Linked DNA regions of Homo sapiens: all the other regions are linked to region 1. Evidence: chromatin contacts called from ENCODE Hi-C or POLR2A ChIA-PET data. All regions are on one chromosome and are shown on one strand. Each heading gives the region's core, a stretch centred on a gene start or an enhancer-like site at or near the end of the contact. The rest is flanking DNA. Distances are from core to core; before and after follow the strand shown.

The links. A loop is a pair of places that touch in the nucleus more often than their neighbours do. ChIA-PET counts read pairs that join two places held with the same protein, here RNA polymerase II (POLR2A). Pooled maps may share reads with other maps.
Region 2: a map with no recorded cell type shows a loop between it and region 1 (2.4-fold over the local background). The contact joins two enhancer-like sites. A Hi-C loop is called at or near these places in 1 of 37 single-sample maps with no recorded cell type. POLR2A ChIA-PET finds 5 or more read pairs at or near these places in 2 of 52 experiments (B cell and activated B cell).
Region 3: a map of CD4-positive, alpha-beta T cell shows a loop between it and region 1 (2.3-fold over the local background). The contact joins two enhancer-like sites. A Hi-C loop is called at or near these places in 1 of 168 maps with a recorded cell type or tissue (CD4-positive, alpha-beta T cell) and 4 of 50 pooled maps. POLR2A ChIA-PET finds 5 or more read pairs at or near these places in 5 of 52 experiments (CD4-positive, alpha-beta T cell, CD8-positive, alpha-beta T cell, H1 and 2 more).

The regions. Positions count from the first base shown.
Region 1 is chr14:89,718,442-89,722,329 of GRCh38, reverse strand. No RefSeq gene overlaps it. Among named protein-coding and RNA genes, the nearest start is that of FOXN3-AS2, 140 kb to the right of the region's middle. Within about 2 kb of position 2,174, at least 14 of the 41 ENCODE cell types and tissues checked have a DNase peak (open chromatin) inside an H3K27ac peak, as active enhancers do.
Region 2 is chr14:89,487,635-89,491,522 of GRCh38, reverse strand. It overlaps a transcript of FOXN3 not described here. Among named protein-coding and RNA genes, the nearest start is that of FOXN3-AS1, 72 kb to the right of the region's middle. Within about 2 kb of position 1,647, at least 5 of the 41 ENCODE cell types and tissues checked have a DNase peak (open chromatin) inside an H3K27ac peak, as active enhancers do.
Region 3 is chr14:89,587,703-89,591,590 of GRCh38, reverse strand. It overlaps a transcript of FOXN3 not described here. Among named protein-coding and RNA genes, the nearest start is that of FOXN3-AS2, 13 kb to the right of the region's middle. Within about 2 kb of position 2,155, at least 6 of the 41 ENCODE cell types and tissues checked have a DNase peak (open chromatin) inside an H3K27ac peak, as active enhancers do.

The DNA.
Region 1 (3,888 bases), core at 925-3,424:
AACAAGGAATAAATGTTTCAGATATGAGTCCAAAATCCAAGGACACGCCCTTCAACTTGCAGACACTGGTTTCCAGTTGAGCTGCTTCTCACATGGGCAACTCTAGCCAGCTGGTAACAGCAGAGATTTGTGTACTTGGTAATGTTTTTAAAAAACAGCTGGGGATTGTCTGGGCAACGCTGGAGGCCAGCTTCTGTGCAATCGCACGGGCCTGCTGAGCTTGTCCCTCTCCTCCTGCTGTCCCCAGAGGGGCAAACAAGCTTCTTTCTTATTCAACCTATGTCTTCCTGAACTCTGTTTCTCTCTGACGTGGCTGGAGAGACTAAGACAGTTCTCATTAAGAAGACTACATAAGCAAGGCCTAAATTATGTGCTACAAATCCTGCAAGAGTGTCATGAAAATGGAGGTTGCTCAGGACTGGAGGAGCCGCGGAAGGCTTTTTATGGGAGATGGGACTTCATTTTGGCCTTGAAAAGCAGCAGAGCTTAGTAGGTAGAAAAGAGAAAGAAGGGCATCCCGGCAGGGGGGTACACATTGAGCAAACGGCACAGAGGTGAGACCTGACGTGCACTTTTATGGCACAAAGTGAAGACTGTCTTAGCTTAAGGGAAGAATCCCAGCCCAGAAGGCTGACAGTCGGTCACCCTGGGTCTGAAATTTGGGTCATGGTCTTAAGCCATCTACCCCTCTGCTGCTTGGTTCAGCTTCTTTCTGATTCTCTGCCTAATTCCCCCCTCAGACTGGCTTTCCATCAAGCTGTGTCGGGCTCCAGACCATCCTCCTAATTAATACATGCCAGGTCCCATGAGTTGACAAGCTTTCAATACAAAGAAATAAATGATATAAGCCAGGATGAAAAGCAGAACAAAATAAAGATAGCAGGGGGTGTTTGGAGTGAACAACATCATGAAACGGGCCAATTTCAGAGACTTTTTGGAAAAGCGGAAACCTGATGTGTTAATTAGGAGTCTATTTCCATAATAAGACTGCTCAGAGGAAGGTAATAGAAGAAACAAAGGGGCAGTGGCAGGGACTGGTCAGGCAGGATGGAAGTTACAGCTTAAGGAGAGGGGAGAGGGCTTATTATTGTCTGTTGTCTTCTGTATCTCTGGGGTCTGCTGGCTCCATAAGACAGGGGGCTGCCCCTTCTTTGTTTTGTAAAGCACCGTGAATAAAGAGCTTCGGGTATAAATAACAATGTGGTTTCTGGCCCCAAGACCCGATTCAACAGGAAGTACTGCAGCCTTACCAGCTCCAGCTGGTGGTAGATTTTGACTTTTCAGGGCATACTCTATTCAGAGGAACTGTCTGCTGCTGAGATGAGCCAATATAGTGGTTCAAAACAAGAGGAAGTGTGGCAAGGAAGTGAGGTGCCAATGCACCCGCAGTGAGGGAAGGGCACTTGTGAAGCCGGAAGCCTTCATCTGGCCTCAAGCAGCTAGGTTTGGGGGATTCGAGCAAGGGTGCTGGAATCAGGTAGATGTGGGATCTAACCCCCAGCTCTGCCGCCTGCTGGCTCTGTGGTTAGGCCTTCCAACTGGTATGCTGAGCTGAGAAAAGACAGTGTATCTTCTCCACTACTGCCAGATTGATTTTTCAAAAGCACAGCTTTGAGCATCTCTTCCTGCTGTTTGGAGATGGCAGTGGCTCCCAACTGCCTAGCAGAAGCCAGTCCACTGTGGGGTTGGCCAAGTTCTGCACTTCAGGGACTTTGACTGAGAGGGTGAACCCTCCTAAACCTCGTGTTCTTCTTCATGAAGCAAGGATGATAATAGGCACTGTATTGTTGGGCCACTGTGAAAGTTAAAGGAGATAATTCACGTAAAGCATGTGGCACATCATAAGTGCCCCACTAACAAGAATCTTCACGACTGGTTAAGAAACTGCTTGAGTGCAAAGCCCCATTCTTCCTTTACCAGATGTGACCTTGGGTACATTTCTTAATTTCCCCATTGTATTAGTCCGTTCTCACATTGCTGCAAAGACACTACCCCAGAATGGGTAATTTATAAAGGAAAGAGGCTTAATTGACTCAAGTTCAGTGTGGCTGGGGAGGCCTCAGGAAACTCACAACCATGGAGGAAGGGGAAGCAAACACGGCAGGAAGGAGAATGAAAGCCAAGCAAAAGGGGTTTCCCCTTATAAAACCATCAGATCTCGTGAGACTTATTCACTACCACGAGAACAGTTGGGGGAAACCACCCCCATGATTCAATTATCTCCCACCAGGTCCCTCCCACCACAAATGGGAATTACGGGAGCTACAATTCAAGATGAGATTTGGATATGGACACAGCGAGACCTTATCACCCATCCTCAAACGCTCACCTGTAAAACAAGGTTGTTGAGAGGATTCGATGAACTGATGTATCTAAAGCATCTTGACCAGTACTTAGTGCTCAATAATTTTAGTTTTATGACATCATCATCATCATTATCACTGCTTCCTCCATCACCATCATGATGATCATTTAGATCTGGGAGAAAAAAAAGAAATAAATTGGGAATATACTTATTGAAATGAGTCCCTGAAGTTGCTCTGGGGGTCTAGGAGTGGAGAAGGGGGCTGAACGCCTCCATCCCTCCTCTCCACAGATACTTCTGGTAGGGCCTGGGGTAGTTGGGACCAGTGAGGGCTTCAGGGACTGGGTGTGCCTGTTGCATCTGGCTGTTTTCTCCTGGCTTCTGGATCTAATGCTGGGCACCTGTTCAACCCAGGCCAACTGGAAGGTGGGGGTCAATCTTGCTGAATGAGACTATGGTGGTTGTGGTTGTTAGATAGAGGACACGTGCTTCCTCTTTCTGCTGTCATGAGAGTCCCTCAGGGAAAGTTCATGACGAGGTGAAATGTTACTCTGGTCTCCTGTTTTTCTTTTTCTTTTTTTTTTTTTTTTGGAGATGGAGTTTTGCTTTTGTCGCCCAGGCTGGAGTGCAATGGCGCAATCTCGGCTCATAGCAACCTCCGCCTCCCGGGTTCAAGCCATTCTCCTGCCTCAGCCTCCGGAGTAGTTGGGATTACAGGCATGTGCCACCACGCCCGGCTAATTTTGTATTTTTAGTAGAGACGGGGTTTCTCCACGTTGGTCAGGCTGGTCTCGAACTCTGGACCTCAGATGATCCGCCCACCTCGGCCTCCCAAAGTGCTGGGATTACAGCATGAGCCACCGCGCCTCGCCTGTCTCCTGTTTTTCTATCTGAAGGTAATGACCACTTCACCCATTTTGTGTGATGTTGGCAAGGCTGCCAACAGTGTGACCCCACCCCATTGCTGCGATATAATGCAACCCAAGCAAAGTGAATCAAAATCATTATAGGGAGTTTGCTTGAGAGCTAAGGGTAGGGGTAGGGGTGGAGGGAAGTGTCCTTCTCCCTTGCCCTAGGATGCAGAGATCTAAAGAACACAGGAGGCTGAAGATGCCAGACAGGGGTCCTTGCAGCCGTGTTGGAGAGATTGGAGAGATTCTGCTTGAGAGTGAAGTCAATCAAAGTCAAAAGACAGAGCCCTCTTATCATTGTTTGAGCCACTTGATACAGCTATGCCTGAAGGTGGTCACCCCCAGACTTCCCAGGTACATGAACCAATTAACTCCATAAAGCTGATTGAGTTGGATTTTTGTCACTTGTACTAATGAGTACAGTGCCTTTATTTGCAACTGTGAGAAATTTGCTTCATATGCTTTAAACTCATTTGTGTTAGGAATAATTAGGTTTTTTAAATTTGTGGAGGGGCTATCTAGGAGTGGGGAATAGAAAACTGAGATGCAACAGAAGGCAGAGAAGAAGCTGATGCTTTGCACTGAAGCCTTGGAAAAGATCAAGGAAGCTGAGAGCTGGTAGCCAAGGGCCATGGAACAGCCAGCTGTGTTGATGGAAGGGAAGAAACAGGG
Region 2 (3,888 bases), core at 398-2,897, 230 kb after region 1:
ATGGGTCCTGAATTCTGTGCCCTGACCATACTTGAAAGCACATAGGCATTTGCTCTCACCGTTACCTCTGTCCAGATGCCTATAGTCCCATCTTTGCTTTGCAAGGCCCAGCTTAAATTCTGCTTCCTCTGTAAAACCTTACAGATCTCCCCCTTTCATTGAAATGATTTCTCCATCCTCCGCGTTCACTTAACCATTTATTTGTCAATGATCATAGCACATATTGCATTGTATTAAGGTTAGCAGTGGCCGGGAGCAGTGGCTCACGCCTGTAATCCCAGCACTTTGGGAGGCTGAGGCGGGAAGATCACCTGAGGTCGGGAGTTCGAGACCAGCCTGACCAATGTGGAAAAACCCCGTCTCTACTTAAAAAAAAAAAAACAAAAAACAAAATTAGCCAGGTGTGGTGGCGCATGCCTGTAATCCCAGCTGAGGCAGGAGAATCGCTTGAACCCGGGAGGCGGAGGCTGTGGTGAGCCGAGATCGTGCCATTGCACTCCAGCCTGGGCCACAAGGGTGAAACGCTATCTCAAAAAAAAACAAAAATGATTAGGAGTGTATCTCCTTAACTAATATGTAAATGTATTAAAGACAAGGGCCATGACGTATGTACTTTTGTAGGATTCGCCATACCTAGAATAATACTGTAATGGAACTGTTGTATTTAACTGAATTCTTAAAACCTTGTAAAGATATACATTGTGGACCAGTTGTCAAATGCTTCTGTTCTTTGAGCAAAAGGAATCTGTTGGCTGCTGAGATTCCGAAGGCTGTGTCTGTCACAGCACCAAAAGCATCTGGACCCATTCAGCCACTTTCAGATGCTTCCAAACTTCCTGCTGTTTGTCATCGGCTAAACTCATGGAACAAACCAGGTGAATGGCTGATCTTTTTCATATTCATAGACTCACTAGATTTTAGAGCCAGAAGGAACCTCAGGGAGCTAAATTCATTTTATAGAGGAGAGAATTTTAAACCTGAACTGCCAAGTGACTTCTTCAAAGCGAGAGAGTTGGTTAGCGCCCCAGGTGTGTGGACCTAGCTTAGCCGACAATACCTCCACATGCTCCTGTCTACCAGGCCTTCTTGGCATGGCCTTGGGTTCCACTTAAGGCATCAGGGATCAGCTGGTGCTTTCTGCCCATGTCTGACATGCTTTCTATATGTAAACACCGTCATCCAACAACAATCCGTTCACCACTCTTTGCTAAACGCTGATATCATTGGGATAGAATTAAAAACAAAAGTGGACTGGGAGTTGAGCTCAGGGGAACCAGGAGCAAAGCTAACAATTCATTAGCCGTCGCTGAGGACACGGCAGCTGCTGAATTCAGGCAAGTTCAGACCCTTAAAAAGAGTGGAAAAAAGAAAGCACATGCCTCCCAGCGCCTGGGCACCGTATCACTGGGCCAGCTGGGCGCAGCACTGTGGCAAAAAAGATCTCTTCGTTTTCAGAAATCTGAGCCTCCGACCTTGCAGACAGGGAGGGGAATGTGGCTGCAACTTTACTGCATTTGGCATTACGTTTTACTCCTGCCTGCAGTTGTATCAGACACAGCTCCTGTGTGGAGTCCATGAGGATCTGAGAAAAGAACCAGCCCTCCAAGCTGACATAGGAGCAAGCTGTCTCAAGAAAGATGTGCGTGCATGTGTGTGCATGCGCGCGCGTGTGTGTAAGGCTTGCATCTGAGGCTGACAGGCTTTTTAAGAGGAACTCTTGGTTTCTGTGTAAATGTGTGCCTCTTCTGCCCAGAGTTAGCCTGTTAAGGGAATAAAGCGCAATTCAGGTTTTGGAGTTGGAAGCCTGATTAATCTCTCTGCCAGTTACATATGGAAATAAATTAGTAAATGGTCCATCTGGGACTAAACTACTGCAGAGATGATAAATTATTGCCATCGTATATGTCGGTGTTGCTGAAGACTGAGTTGTGCTCACCAGGAGCTGCTAAAACATAACTAGATGCTCTATTGTGGTTAGAGGAATATAAAAAAATTTTTTAATTACAAGTAAAAGATTTACCTTGAAATGCTTTTTGGGAGAATGGTTTGGTTGATGCCAAGTTTGTTCCTCAGAACTGCTGTATCTGCAAATATTTAAAAGGAGAATCTCAAGGGCATCAGAAACATGTTGCTTTTATATTTTCAAAGGCCAGTAGGATAACAAGTGTTAATTAGTAGCCAAACGCCTCGATGAGGAGGATAATTCTATACCTCTATATAGTATGGCACTTTATAATTTTCACAGCAACTTCATTTCTATTTTCTTATTTAAATTTCCAAGAAGGTGGGGTAGGTCAGTGCCTCTTTTTCTTGATAGATGAAAAACTGAGGTTCAGGGGGTTTAGTGCCTTGTCCATAATGACTCAGAAATTTGAGTGGCAAAGCTGGCATGGGTAAGCAGAGACTGCCAATTCTGAATCCGGCTTCATTTCAATCCTAGCCTTGGTGTGACATGAAAAACATTTTCAGTACCCCCTTGTTCACCTACCAACATCGGGAAATAAAACCTTCTATTTATGTCCATTTTCTAGAAGCAATGCCATACCAACTTGATCATGAGAAGCATTTTTTCCTCTAATTGGAGATGTATTAATTTAACTGTTTTGGTGACTAAGTCATACCCCTCTCAACTTGAGTGACAGTGTTTTTTTAAAGCTAAAACCAGAGATGTCCTCAGGGGCTGTCGAGGCGTGGTAACATTTTGCCCCTTTGCAGAATGGCCCGAGGTGACTGTGACTTCCAGATTCTTGTACCTACTTTAAAATTTTGTGTGTGTGTTCTTCCTCCTGGACAAATCTTCTGCTATTAATCATTGAAGCAGTTGCGGTTCTTCCCTCTAGAAAATGCACTGCCGAAAGTACAGAAAAGTAAACTGGATGTAGTTTTTTTTTTTTTTTTGAGATGGGGCAATGGCACCATCATGGCTCACTGTGGCCTTGACCTCTAAGTTCAGATGCTCCTCCCTCTTCAGCCTCCTAGGTGGCTGGGACTACAGGCGTGTACCACCACACCTATTTTTTTGTTTTGTTTTGTATTTTTTGTAGAGATGGGGTTTTGCCCCGTTGCCCAGGCTGGTTTTGAACTCCTGGGCTCAAGCGATGTGCCCACCTCGGCCTCCCAAAGTGCTGGGATTACAGGCATGAGTCACCATGCCTGGCCCAGACATTAATTAAACATCAGCCACTGGTGCCTGCTCGGTGGTCTTTAATGAAAAAGAGGAGCCCCCAGCCTGACCAACATGGCGAAACCCTGTCTGTACTAAAAGTACGAAAATTAGCCCGGTGTGGTGGTGGGCTCCTGTGATCCCAGCTACTGGGGAGGCTGAGGCAGGAGAATCGCTTGAACCAGGGAGGCAGAGGTTGCAGTGAGCTGAGATTGTGCCACTGCACTCTAGTCTGGGCAATAGAGACTCTGTCTTAAAAAAAAAAAAAAAAGAAGAGCCCCTAGCTCTTACCTGTCTGCACTTGGAAGTAACCTTGTCTCACTCAGATCACCTTCAAATTTCTCTTGTATCAGCCAGACCTGGTTACCCCGTGCCCCCGAATAGCCCTCACGCTTTCCAACCTCCGGGCCTTCGCTTTGGTTGCTGTCTGGTTTTTGTTGTTGTTAAAATTCTGTCCTAATCTCAAGGCCATTATTATTGTCTTCATGATGCCTTCCTTTCGTGGCACCCCCCACTCCTCACCCCAAACAGAAACAAATGTCTCCTTTGTCTTGACACTCTCCAGCCGTTATAAGAAATAACACGGTCTGCCAGTATTTGAGTTGCTTGTGTATGTGTCTTATTGTCCATAGTGGACAATATATTTCTCGAGGGCCGGTTCTTTATCATCTCTGACTCTTCATCCCTCCATGATGCGATCCCTAACTCTATGCTTTGTCCTTATA
Region 3 (3,888 bases), core at 906-3,405, 130 kb after region 1:
TGATGCCTGAATTTCGTTTTCATATTGAAATGAATCTTACAAGGTTCAGAAGAGCTTATTGGATACTGTGTGCCTGAGTAGCGCTGCTCATGGACTGGGGAGCTTCCCTGTGGAGTGGTCGGATGTTTGAGCCAGTTCCTCAAATATCAGTATCTCTCCGGAGGTTTTCCTCTGGGGCCATTCCTTCTCAGAGAAGAATCTCCTAATCTCCTGTGTAGGGGATGTAAACCTGGGTGCTGGCATTCTGGGAGCCAGGTGGGCAAGGGTCACGGGCTCTTACCATTCAGTGCACGAAGTTTAGCTTTTGCCTTCTGCTTTTCAGTCTGATGTCTCATCTCTTCTCCCTTCCAAGCTGTGGCTCCCAGGGTTGAGAATATGAAGATCAAACTTTTCAGTGTGGATTCTGTAGGCTGGAAATAAGGCGATCCCTTTTCTGCCTGTCGTAAAGGTCACAGCCGACACTCCTATACCAAAAGACAGATTAACAAGAGTAAGCCATATCAAATTTAGTTAATCATAGCCTTATGTGACACAAGAGCCTTTGGAATGAAGACCTAAAGATACAGAGAAAGCTATCCATTTTTATGCTTAGGTTTGATGCATAATGGATAGTTGTGTAGAGCGGTGATTGGACAAGGAGAGAATGACCCCAGCAAGGCCTGACCGTTCAGATTCTTCCTGGCCTCTCTGAGTGGCATTCTTTCACTCCAGGTAGGGGGTAGACCTCCCCTGGAATGAGGGTCTTATGACCTACTATCAGACAAGGTAAATCAGAGAATTTCTTGCACAGAAAGGTGGGGATGGAGGGGAAGGTTAGAGATGTATTTCTAGGTTTTACGGCTGACTCTCGGGGAGAGGGGTTCTGGTTTCTATGTCCTTCTTTGGGGAAGAGGAATTCTAGTTTCTATGGCTTGCCTCGAGGGCAAATGAGGGGGTGAGAGACAGGAGAGCAGGAGAAAGTCAGAGAGGGACTTTGCTTCTGGGGCTACTTCTGAAGCATCCACTTTGTTGTATTGTTTCCTGAGCCCCAACTAGTCTAACTAAATTCCCACACGTCATCCCCACTTTCTCCGTATCTGATGCCTCTGATTCCTGAGCCTTCTTAGGATTCAGTGGGGTGAATGCATTTGATTCTGCTCCGTTCTCCCCTCTGCCGGAATTTTTGAGTGTCAGCTTTCCTCCTTCTGCCTGAGTTCATCTGTCACTCTTCCATATACCCTCAGTCTTCCAGAAATTACTCCATCTTTCTCATCTGCTGGGTCTCCTCTCCCTTTCTCATTGTCCCTGTGGGTTAACGTTAACTCTCCCAGGGCCAAAAGGATGACTTGCACGTCTTCAGTTTGCTTACAGGGCAAACATGAAGGCTTAAGAATCATTCATTGATTGGTTTGCCCATCTCCATAATCATTGAAATACTCTGCCCTTTTTCCATTTTTGAGCTTAAAAAAAAAATGTTCTCTATTGTGTGTCATTGGCAGGTGGGTAGATTCAAATGGTAACATCGACTTGGTGCCATATCCAACTCTTAGTAGGTTCCTTCTCCTTTCGGCTGCTTAGATGCCCAGGAAACCTGGGGCCTGCCCGGCATCAGTCCCTCCCCTGTGCCAAGCACTGCTGCCCTCTTTGGCCAAGCTGCCTTGTTTCCAAACTGTTCAGAAAGGAGGAGTCAGGAGGGGAAGTTGGGACAGCTCTGAGGTGCCTGAAGGGGCTGAGTTTCTCTTCCTCTCCTAAGCAGAAACAGGGTGCTCTTAAAATAGCCTTTGGAGCTTTGTGATGTGAATACAACCACACAGCCCTTCTCAGAATTTGCTTATTATGGAAAATAAAAATCACTAGGAATAGGCACCCCCCGCCCCCCCGCCCCCAATTCATTCTCATGGCTGATTTTAAGAAGCTGCATCTTGACTGTTGCTAGGTGGTTTCAGGGTAGAAAGCATCCAACTTCCAGTCCTGGGCTGCCTTCACAGCATTTCAGATTCATGCTGCATGGTGCGGCCGCAACTGTTCGCCTATAGACCTCGGCTGGGTGTGCTTTTTCTTCTTCTTCCCCTTATGCAGTCGAAGCAGGGAATAGGAAATGTTTCTGAGGCCTGGCATGGGCTGTGGGATTCTCAAATTGTGAGGACTACCACGACCAGGCTCAAGGAACTGGTGGTGCCTTCTGCCATCTTGAGATTTTTCAAAATGAGACTGATTTGACTTTTATCAATGATTTGATTTTGTGGAAGTTATTAAAGGTTCTGACAAGTTTATTGTGTTTTTAAGTGACTCACACCTGTAGGTAAATCTGAAATGCTTTTGTAAGTCTGGGTAGTGGTCTGGAGAGAAGGGTGTGTCTTTTCTAGATATTAGGAAAACACATCATCTCATACAAGGGCAAGAGTGTTTTGGTCTCATGATCTGGGAGTGCACATGGTAAACAGCTGTGCTGGTTAATTATTATCAGAAAAAAAAATGACTGCAGTTCAAATATTTAATTTTTTTTTGGTAGATGTTTCCCGACCTTGACTTGGTTTATAGTTAATAATACCATACAGCAAGTCACTAGATTTGTGGCATATGTTTTGCAACTAGTTAATCTTTGAGGGCACACTAAGAAGTTGCATGGTGAGAAGCTAGACATTGTACACCCTTTAAAAGATGTGTGTTTGATTAGGTTTCACAAAATTCCAGGCTAGAAGTATTTCAGTCATGGGAACTAGATGGCCCAGTTGTCTGGGTATTAAAGTGTCCCAAAATCATTGTTTTTCAGAGGAGCGTTGGCTTTGCCCCTGGGTATCTAACGCCTTGGGTTTCCATCTTTGCCAAATCCTTCTTCATGAAGACAGCAGCCCTACCCCTGCTATGTCTTAAATCACATATCTTCATACTTAACTAGCTATATAGGAGAGCTACCATCCAGGTACTGACCAGGAGTTTAACCACAAATATACTGCTACCCAACACCTTTCCAGTATTTGGTTGGGCATGGTGATATCTGTGGAGGATTGCTGGTTGTCTGACCTGTTCCTGAATTTAACCTGGCCATTAGTGAGCTCTCTACGTAACATGATGTTAGCCTAGAGCACTCCCTGAATTGTCCTTTATCTTGGTGCTATCGGGCGGTGTTGATGGTTGTTAAGTTGCTGGATGCTGAAACAGAAAAGCTGACAAACACCCATTGCTGAATTTTTACTTTACCCAAGTCACGATTCCTGGGCTTTTTTTGTCCTATATTAGGTGATTCTTGCATTGCTATAAATACCTGAGACCGGGTAATTTATAAGAAAAGAAGTTTAATTGGCTCACGGTTCTGTAGGCTGTACAGGAAGCATGATGCTGGCGTCTGCTTGGTTTCTGGGGAGGCTTCAGGAAATGTACAGTCATGGCAGAAGGCAAAGGGGGAGCAGGCATGTCACATGGCCTGAGCAGGAGCAAGAGAGAGAGGGAGGAGGTGCCACACACTTACAAATGACCAGGTCTTGCGAGAAGTCACTATTGTGAAGATTGCACCAAGAGGATGGTGCTAAACCTTTCATGAGAAATCCATCCCCATGATCCAGTCACCTCCCACCAGGCTCCATCTCCAACACTGGGGATTACAATTTGACATGAGATTTAGAGGGGACACAGATCCAAACTATATCAGATGCTAAAACAAAAAAGCCCCCATATGCCCATTGCTCTATCTGTTAATTTACCCAAAATTATGATTCCTGGGCTTTTTTTTTTTTTTTTTTTTTTCTGAGACAGAGTCTTACTCTTTCACCCAGGCTGGAGTGCAGTGGTGTGGTCTCAGCTCACTGCAACCTCTGCCTACCAGGTTCAAGCAGTTTTCCTGCCTCAGCCTCCTGAAAGCTGGGATTACAGGCACATGCCACCACACCTGGCTAATTTTTGTATTTTAGT